Linked DNA regions of Homo sapiens: region 1 is linked to region 2. The links are chromatin contacts, found by POLR2A ChIA-PET in ENCODE. All regions are on one chromosome and are shown on one strand. Each heading gives the region's core, a stretch centred on a gene start or an enhancer-like site at or near the end of the contact. The rest is flanking DNA. Distances are from core to core; before and after follow the strand shown. Region 1 holds the start of MAP4 (microtubule associated protein 4). Region 2 overlaps SMARCC1 (SWI/SNF related BAF chromatin remodeling complex subunit C1).

Region 1 (5,318 bases), core at 2,708-5,207, 250 kb after region 2:
TCCAAAATTTAATTTTCCCCAGAAATACATAATGACATAAGATGCAATCTACTCAAATCTTTTCCTCATTTAAGGCACAGGGTAAAAATACAGTCAAAAACACCAATACATTTTAAATATCATTTATCAGAATGCAGATTATCAAAGGGCAGCTTTTATCCATTGTAATCTTTCCCCTATCCAACCCTCAGCACCCCCACCCCGCCCCCAGCCACACACTCTCAGATGACTTCCTGGGCTGCATGTGGTTCATGGAATATGAACAGTAGCTGAAATTCAGCCTAAGAGGGTAAAACTGATAGAAAATTATACAATTGGAAAGTGGGAAGGTCATGAAGCTATGAGCACATCTAGCTAGCCACTTAGCATCTGTATTTCATCAACAGTTAAGCTATTCTTTACTTGTCACCACATAAATAGAATATGATTTTAAAATACACACACACACCCCCTTATGGAAAATGATCCTAGAAAGGTAATGCTAGTGTCATCTTTCAAGTTAAAGTACTGTTGTTTTTTTTTTCCCAGAAATCCCCAGTTTTCAATAAATTAAAGCGATTATCCAATTTTATAGTTATTTTATTCTGAAACATGTATAAGTACAATACACTCTTTAAATGCTCTATAGATGTTAAACTGGTTCAAGTATTCCAAAATTAATTTTAATAAATTCATGTATGAATTTCATCTCACACAGAATCACTTGAAGTTACTTACTATTCGGTTATGCCTTAAATGCTTAGTTACATATTTTATGGATAAAAGGATATGACACTATTATTTTCAAATCTGGATGTTCAGGAGGATCAAAAAATGAACCCTTGTGAATGAGAAGCATTTACTCTAAAAAAAAAACCTCTCACTGACCAATTGACCATTTATACTATTCCTCTTCTATCCATACAGATAATAAAGTTAACTTTAAATAGATTTGTGAGTAAGAGTCAAGAGAATTTGAAAGCTGGGTACAGAAGTCTGTATGCTTTACTGAAGCACCAGTTTAATCTGACACTCACTGTGGCCTTGAATGAGTCACCTTTCAGGGCTGAGTTCTCTAATCTGTAAAATGAGAGTGTTATGTTAAATGTTTACTGAGGTTGATTATTCTATCAGCTACTTGTAATTCAGCTGCATCATTTCAGTTAGCTATAAATAAACCCCCTAAGACCCTCAGTGTGAATATGAACAACTATCATTTCATATTATTTCATATATCAAGTATTCTCATTTATAATTGGGTTGAGGTTTATTAAAAAAAAAAAAAAAAGCTTTTTGGCAAAGGGAGGGACTGAAAACAAATTCACCACTGCATGGTGCCCTGCTTGAGCCAATCTGACTGGAGCTTAAGAAACTCCACCCAGTTCTGGCTAACATCAAAGGAGACTCAACACCACTCTGCCAGAAAATAAGCCCTGTATTATCTAACCAGGCACTAAGGGAACACACAGTTTTCAAGCACAGCACTTTGTATATCTGATCTTTCATTCTGATGACATGCCTGAAGTGAAACTATTAGTGAGCCGGGTTTTTTAAAATAGGTAAACTAAGGCAAGAGGCAACTACATGGCATGATGATAAAATACTCTCTTGACTACAATCTCACTATTAAGAGCTAGGTGCTCATAAACAGGAAATAAGGATATATGATGAGGCCACAGTACTTTGTTGTATGCTTTACTTTGGATAGTTCACAAACTCTGGAATTAATTACTGTACTAAAAATATTTTACAGGTCTATACAGATTAAACAGTGTTAATATCTAACTTAATTACACAGAAGTTCTGAAGAACCTTTTAAGCTCCATGAAGTCCTCCTGAAAATTTTAGGTCATTCGCATCTAGAGCCACTCACTCGGGGTCTGTGCTCATTCTGTCTGATGAGAAATTGGCAATCTGGTTTACCAATGGCCTGTTGCTGTCTCTGTCCTCTTCTATTCACCCCTTGAAAGGTGCTACTATGGGAGCTAAAATGCAGGGAAAAAACTCATGAAAAGCTAGAACAGAGCTTGGGCAAAATGGCAAAACCCCATCTCTACAAAAACATGTAAAAATTAGCCAGGCATGGTGGCACATGCCTGTAGTCCCTGCTACTCAGGAGGCTGAGGTGGGAGGACTGATTGAGCCCAGGAGGTTGAGGCTGCAGTGAGCCACTATTGCACCACTGCACTCCGGCGTGGGCAACAGAGTGAAACCCTGACTCAAAAAAAAAAAGCAAGAACAGAAGCCTGATTCCCACCATCATACTCACTTTTCCTAACCACTGTGTTAGGAAACCTTCATTTTACTGTGTCACATTAGCCAAATTTCTACCGACATTCATTTGCAGTAGCCAGCATTCTCTTTTTAAAAGTATAGAATCCTATTTCTTAATTTAAAAGTGGGTAAGAAAATGTACATCCCTGGAAAGACCATTGTTCATCCCAGAGATGGTTCTATTGAAGATGTCTGAGTTCTTGGTTCTGGTGTGAAAAAGGAAGAAAAATATTATGGCAACATGGGAACTTTCAGGGAATAAAGCAGATATAGATATGGTATCAAAGTAGGGAAAGGGTATACAGGCCCAGGAGCCCTAGGAGGCAAAAGAAAGGGAGTTAATACCATGCCAAAGACAAGCTTGCTATCTTTCAAAATATCGCCTCCTGTCAGTTTCAGCAGAAAGAAATAAACTTTCTTCTCAGTGACCTAGGCTACTTTGAGGCAAATCATTTTGAGTTCCAAACAACCCATTTAATAAACTTTAAATAATTATTACTAAAGGTAGGATACTGCTTATAATGCTCACTTATATTTTCTCTATAACTGATAGCCTGTCCTTTTTGGGTGGGTGGGGGCGGGGGCGGTTATGGACAAGACAAGGAACCATAAAGATATCTGGGTTAATGTTTTCTTTTATACGTTTGTTTTTGCATGACATTTAAATGACAGAGAATTCTAAAGCCAACACTAAGCTGCTATCCTAGGACATTAGTGAGAATGCTGTGGCCAAAATATAGTGCTCATTCCTCAGGCTTGAAAGGAACCCCACGTCGCCAGTGTGGGAGATCATTTATAATCTTGATGGATACAGGTATAGCCTGCTTCATAATAATTTAATATTCAACATCAGATTTTTTTTTAGTATGCCTAGCAGGTTTTTAGTTACTAATTAACTTTATTACCCAGATTTGTTTCTTACTGAACTTCTTTCAGAGGCCTGTTATACATCAAGCTGAACTTTGTCTGGCAGCTGTGCTGTTTTTAATTTATTTAACCACAAAACCTTGATTTATACTTTCAAGCAAAATGATATTTTACTTAAAAATAAATCTTTAGCAAGGATGTCTACAGGAATCAACTACCAACTTACACAGTTCACAGACACATATGATTCCTCAGACAAATCTGAATTTCTCCTGCTTCTCCTCCAAACCAGACTTGCAGATAGCAACAGACAACTGAGGAAGATCTTGACTATCCTGAGCAATAAACTACAACCCCCCTGAAGAATATATTAACTGTCCACCCCTAGGTTCCTCCCTACACAGTTCAAGGACAACAGCTGTGCTATTACAAACTGATGGAATTTCCAGGCTTGACAGGGTTCTGTTCGTAACCACCATTTGTCCTGTTCATCATAGGATTAGCAACAGCAGAGAGCCCTTGATTACTAGAATAGCTGAGGCCATCACACAGCTACATTCCTACATGAAAGAACACACTGATATAGGTTTAAAGAAGTTATATTTTACTTTCATGTAGTTACCAGAGTCCCCCCCACCCCCCATTTAAGGGAGCCCTGTTCTCTGGATATAAAAATACTGTATACACTTGCACACACATACTCACATACATAAAACCTTGCATCACAAAGTTAAAAGGCTACCTTGCTTACTTACAGGAACTATCCAGGCAGCTTGTGTTCAGTCCTGACTAAATGCATTTTGGATCAGGCACCTGCCTTCAACATTTCTGTCCAAATGAATTTCAATCTATTTCTCCAGGAAGAACACACCAGATACCTCCCACTGTTAGCCATGTGATACAGGCAGCATGATGTCTGAAGTCTGGTTACGGTTATGTAGGCCAAAATAAGAAATGACAATGACACAGCACTTACATTTCTGATATCACCAACCTTAAGAATGAATCTTCCATTTTATCTAAATTTTTTAAATGAGTAAAACTTTAAAAGATTCTTAATACCTAACCCCTCAAAATTTTGAAAAAGGAGCATTTTTTTTAAACTTTACATTTATCCCACTTCCTTCCTCTAACACAGGAAAACATTCAGAGTTAATCTATACCAATCCAAAAATTATTTCTAACCACATTCTAAAGGCATTTTTTTTTTTTTTGAGACAGGGTCTTGGCCTGTTGCCCAGGCTGGAGAATGCAGTGGCATGATCTCAGCTCACTACAACCTCCGCCTCCTGGGTTCAAGTGATTCTCCTAACTCAGCCTCCTGAGTAGCTGCGATTGCAGGCATGCACACCACCATGCCTGGCTAATTTTTGTATCTTCAGTAGAGACGAGGTTTCATCATGTTGGCCAGACTGGTCTCAAACTCCTGGCCTCAAGTGATCCACCCATCTTGGCCTCCCAAAGTGCTGGGATTACAGGCATGAGCCACCATGCCTGGCTCTAAAGGCTTACACCAGTTGAACTGATCTAGGATCCAATCCCCTCACTTTAATAGATGGAAAAAAAAATGAGAAATGGAAAAAACAAGTCACTTACAAATGAGGCTGAGACAAAGGATCGGCGAAAAGAGCCACAGAACACCAAAAACAGAAGCAGAGCGTGACAAAATAAGCAAAACCTTACAGTTTTGTAGTTTCTGCTTTTATCTAACACAATGACTTCGCTGTACTTCATATACCTTTTGAATTATACCTGCTTATACATACCTTTACCTACCTACTACTTATACCTACCTATCTTTTCTTCTGCAAGGAGGGAGGCAGGCAGGAAGAATCCTGAACATCAGGAAAACATTCCACCTGATCTTTAAAGGGACCCCAATGCCTAGATGTCTTTTTCTTTTTTCTTTTTTTTTTTTTTTGTAAATCCAAACTCTTACGTGTAATATCAAGGCTGACTGACAAGACTCAGTCCTATCACCCACCATAATCATCAGCAGCTTTCCATGTAGGGTCTCCCTACAATTTAGTCACATGGGACCATCTACCATCTTACATTATCACTGTACACCCTATGCTCATTTGCTCTCCAAACTTGAAGTTATCTTCTCTCCCTCCTCATTTGTGAAAGTCTTGAAATCAAGGTCCACATAAATTGTCTTACCACCTTTTCTGTGACTGCTTTTTAGAATCTTTCTC
Region 2 (5,128 bases), core at 140-2,639:
AACCATTATTCCACAAGTAAATTTCCTACACTATTTTGCTTAAACAGGTGCTCATATTCCACTTTCATCAGACAGAGTTCTAAGCTACAAACTCAAATGCTCACTTCAAATATATATACAACACTTACGGTCTCCTTCCTAGTCCCATGTTCCCAAAGATAGTCTCTCCATTCTGAAATTCATACAACAGCAGAGTGAAATCAGTTCAGGAATATAATATTCTACATTTTTCCTCCAGTTGCAAATTAATTTTTTTTTTTTTTTGAGATGGAGTCTCACTCTGTCGCCCAGGCTGGAGTACAGTGGCATGATCTTGGCTCACTGCAACCTCCGCCTCCTGGGGGCTAGCAGTTCTCCTGCCTCAGCCTCCCGAGCAGCTGGGATTACAGGCGCCTGCCACCACACCCGGGTAATTTTTGTATTTGTAGTAGAGACAGGGTTTCACCATGTTGGCCAGGCTGGTTTCGAACTCCTGACCTCAGGTGATCCACCTACCTCAGCCTCCCAAAGTGCTGGGATTACAGGCGTGAGCCACTGCCCCCAGCCTAAATGATTTTTTTAAGTGCAATGACAGGTTTACAATTTTGGGCATAAGGGTACATGTTCTCAAGATCTCCTGGAGCTGTGTCACGTAAAAAAGAAAACAAAATCTTGGATATCTCCCAAACACAATTAAAATCCAGTTACTTGAGACTCTCACTTAACCTTCTATATTTCTTACTCTCAGAGCTTTCCTGTTTTTTTAAACACAGATGCTTATAATCCATTTTAAAATGCAGAATAAAAAAACAGCTCTAGGCCGGGCACTGTGGCTCATGTCTGTAAACCCAGGACTTTGGGGGGCCAAGGCGGAAAGACTGCCTGAGCCCAGGAGTTCGAGAACAGTCTGGGCAACAGGGCAAAACCCTGTCTCTACAAAAAAAAAAAACAAAAATTAGCAGGGTGTAGTGGTGCATGCTTGTCCCAACTACTCAGGAGGGTGAGGTGGGAGGATCTACCTGAGTCTGGAAAGTCATGGTCGAATATGCAGTGAGTTGAGATCATGCCACTGCACTCCAGCCTGAGTGACAGAGTGAGAGAGACCCTGTCTCAAAAAAAGAAAAACAGCTCTATCCTATTATTACAATTATGTTTACATTATGTATGCACACGTACTAAAGCCTTGGAGGGCTTGTGGGAAAATTAGAAACTTTACTTGTAGTGAAGGTAAAATATATTTTTCTTTTTTGTTTTATACCCACATCTTCTTAGCAATTTTTTTTGTTTCAAATCATGTGTTTGGTAATGCAATATACCTTTAGCCTTAGCCTTATGAAATGCTTGGTTCTTTCTAAATCTCTCAGCATTTGATAGAACAAGAGCCAGCTGTCCGACATCCAGCATGACTTGGGAAGTTACTATATAAAGTTCCACTCTAGCTGGGCATGGTGGCTCACGCCTGTAATCCCAGCACTTTGGGAAGCCGAGGCATGCGGATCACGAGGTCAGATCAAGACCATCCTGGCTAACACAGTGAAACCCTGTCTCTACTAAAATACAAAACAAAATTAGCCGGGCGTGGTGGCGGGCACCTGTTGTCCCAGCTACTTGGGAGGCTGAGGCAGGAGAATCGCCTGAACCCAGGAGGCGGAAGTTGCAGTGAGCCGAGATCACACCACTGCACTCCAGCCTGGGCAACAGAGCATGATTCTGTCTCCAAAAAGAAAAAAAAAAAAAAAAAAAAAGGTTCCACTCTGATTTTTTTCTTTTCCTTTTTCTCTTTTTTTTTTTGAGATGGAGTTTCGCTCTTGTTGCCCAGGCTGGAGTGCAATGGGCACAATCTCGGCTCACTATAAACTCCACCTCCCGGGTTCAAGTGATTCTCCTGCCTCGGCCTCCTGAGTAGCTGGGATTACAGGCATGTACCACCACACTCGGCTAATTTTTTATTTTTAGTAGACATGGAGTTTCTCCATGTTGGTCAGGCTGGTCTCGAACTCTCAACCTGAGGTGATCCACCCACTTCAGCCTCCCAAAGTGCTGGGATTACAAGGTGTGAGCCACCGCACCCAGCCTCCACTCTGATTTAAAAAAAAAAAAAAAAAGTCCAAATAGTGAACTCGGCCGGGTGCGGTGGCTCACGCCTGTAATCCCAGCACCTTGGGAGGCCGAGGCGGGTGGATCACAAGTTCAGGAGTTCGAGACCAGCTTGGCCAACATGGAGAAACCCCGTCTATACTAAAAATACAAAAATTAGCTGGGCGTGGTGGTGGGCGCCTGTAATCCCAGGTCCTCGGGAGGCTGAGGCAGGAGAATAGTTTGAACCCGGGAGGCAGAGGTTGCAGTGAGCCAAGACTGCGCCATTGCACTCCAGCCTGGACAACGACAACAACAACAAAAAAACAGTGAACTCTTTTTTTTTTTTTAAGACAGAGTCTCAGCTCACTGCAATCTCTGTCTGCCAGGCTCAAGTGATCCTCCCACCTCAGCCTCCCAAGTAGCTGGGCCTACAAGCGTGCAGGCACCACCACACCCAGATAATTTTTCTTGTATTTCTTTGTAGAGACGGGGCCTATGTTGCCCAGGCTAGTTTCAAACTCCTGGGCTCAAGAGTTTTGACCACCTTGGCCTCCCAAAGTGCTGAGATTACAGGTGTGAGCCATGCCCAGCATAAACTCTTATACCATACTGATTACTCAGGGAAAAAACTTTTTAAAGTATGTGATTTATATGTCTCACTGAAACATTCTTTGCTTTGTTAATTATCTATCTCATCGAATTTTGTTTTATACCATTATGGATTGTATCAATCCCTTTCATCTGGGAAAGTGTTGAACACCATTTTGAGAGGAAGGCAAGTACATCGGTTCCCAGTGGCACTAAACCAGGAATTGTTTTTAATTACGGCTTCTGCCTAAAAATATTCTTCCCTAATATTTTAAAATCTGGAACTAAATAATGGTTTAGTTCCCAGGAGTCAAATAGCCTACATATAACACTCTCTGAAAACACCATTTTTGAAAAGATTCATACATTCCTAATTAAGAATCCCAATATAATTTCAATCGTATTATGTAAAATACTTTATATAATGTAATCTGTAATTTTACTCTAAATTATGTTACAATTAATAAAGTGCAATCAATATGTACTATATTATAGTGAATTAAACTATTGAAAACCTCAATCAATAGCTAATTTGATAATTCTAGCCCAGTTCATAATGTAAGAGAACAGGAAATGAATACTTTAGCTGTAAAGGAACATGGAACTTTCAAATTTTTCACACATAAAATACATAACACACACACATCCCACAGAAAATGATAATGATAAAGCAAATGGGTAAAATGTTAACTGTAGATTCTGAGTGAAGAGAAAATAAAAGTTCTTCATACTAATCTTGTAAGCTTTTACTTTTAAGTATGTTTAAATTTTTGTTATAAAAAACATCAGGCAGCTAGCTGGGAGCGGTGGCTCACATCTGTAATCCCAGCACTTTGGGAGGGAGAGGTGGGCAGATCACCTGAGGTCAGGAGTTCAAGACCAGGAGTGGCCAACCTGGTGAAACCTTGTCTCTACTAAAAATACAAAAATAAGCCAGGCATGGTGGCAGGCACCTGTAGTCCCAGCTACTGGGGAGGCTGAGGCATGAGAATTGCTTGAACCCAGGAGGCGGAGGCTGCAGTGAGCCGAGATCGCACCACTGTACTCCAGCCTGGATGACAGAGCGAGACTCCGTCTCAAAAAAAAAAAAAAAAAAAAAAAGGGCCGGGCACAGTGGCTCACGCCTGTAATCCCAGCACTTTGAGAAGCAGAGGTGGCCGGATCATGAGGTCAGGAGTTCAAGACCAGCCTGGCCAAGATGGTGAAACTCTGTGTCTACTAGAAAATACAAAAATTAGCCGGGCGCAGTGGCAGGTGCCTGTAATCCCAGCTACTTAGTAGAGACGGGGTTTCACCTTGTTAGCCAGGATGGTCTCGATCTCCTGACCTCGTGATCCGCCCTCCTCAGCCTCCCAAAGTGCTGGGATTACAGGCATGAGCCACCGCACTCCGCCAACCATAACACTTTTATGTGTTGCCACCACTACCTGAAAATCCCATCCTCCCCCACTTAGCTGAAGAACTCACACTCAACTTTCAAGACACAATTCAAATGTCCTTTTCCACAGAAATATTTCCTGACATCACCAAGTAAGTCAAAGGCTCTACTCACACAGCTCATTAGACTGTGAGTCCCCTGAGGACAAATAATATAAAGTATTTGTTTGTATTCTTAGGACCCTGCACCTAATCAAATTCTTAACATTTGCTGAGCTGCAATCAGTGGAGAAAAGGAGCCCTTTTAAATAAACTTTTCTGGAATAACCAGATAACCATAAGGAAAAACAGAAAAATGGATCTGCCATTTCCCACACTAACTACCAGGGCAAATCCTAAATGGATAAGAGAGTGACATGTAAAAATAAGGCTGGGGCCGGGCACGGTGGCTCACGCCTATAATCCCAGCACTTTGGGAGGCCGAGGCAGGCAGATCACGAGGTCAGGAGATTGAGGCCATCCTAGCTAACACAGTGAAACCCCGTCTCTACTAAAAATACAAAAAAAAAATTAGCCAGTGTGGTGGTGGGCGCCTGTAGTCCCAGCTACTCGGGAGGCTGAGGCAGGAGAATGGCATGAACCCGGTAGGCAGAACTTGCAGTGAGCTGAGATTGTACCACTGCACTCTAGCCTGGGTGACAGAGTGAGACTGTCTCAAAAAAAAAATAAATAATAAGGCTGAGCATGGTTACTCATACCAGTAATCCCAGGACTTTGCAAAGCCAAGGCAGGAAGATCACTTGAGCCCAGGAGTTCAAGACCAGCCTGGGACCAGGCACAGTGGCTCACACCTATAATCCCAGCACTTTGGGAGGCTGAGGCGGGTGGATCACCTGAGATCAGGAGTTCGACACCAGCCTGGTCAACATGGTGAAACCCCGTCTCTACTAAAAACACAAAAAAATTAACCAGGCATGGTGGCAGGTGCCTGAATTCCCAGCTACTCGGGAGGCTGAGGTACAAGACTCACTTGAACCTGGGAAGCAGAGGTCGTGGTGAGCTGAAATTGCACCACTGCACTGCAGCCTGGGCAACACAGCAAGAC

The links. ChIA-PET counts read pairs that join two places held with the same protein, here RNA polymerase II (POLR2A).
Region 1: POLR2A ChIA-PET joins it to region 2 with 14 read pairs in OCI-LY7. The contact joins the promoter of MAP4 here to the enhancer-like site in region 2. POLR2A ChIA-PET finds 5 or more read pairs at or near these places in 4 of 52 experiments (CD8-positive, alpha-beta memory T cell, OCI-LY7, activated CD4-positive, alpha-beta T cell and 1 more).

What each region holds. Positions count from the first base shown.
Region 1 is chr3:48,012,459-48,017,776 of GRCh38, forward strand. MAP4 (microtubule associated protein 4) reads right to left here and starts at 3,958. Exons shown (of 21, transcript NM_001385682.1): 1 at 3,876-3,958.
Region 2 is chr3:47,765,487-47,770,614 of GRCh38, forward strand. All of the region lies in intron 2 of SMARCC1 (SWI/SNF related BAF chromatin remodeling complex subunit C1), which reads right to left. Among named protein-coding and RNA genes, the nearest start is that of SMARCC1, 14 kb to the right of the region's middle. Within about 2 kb of position 1,390, at least 2 of the 41 ENCODE cell types and tissues checked have a DNase peak (open chromatin) inside an H3K27ac peak, as active enhancers do.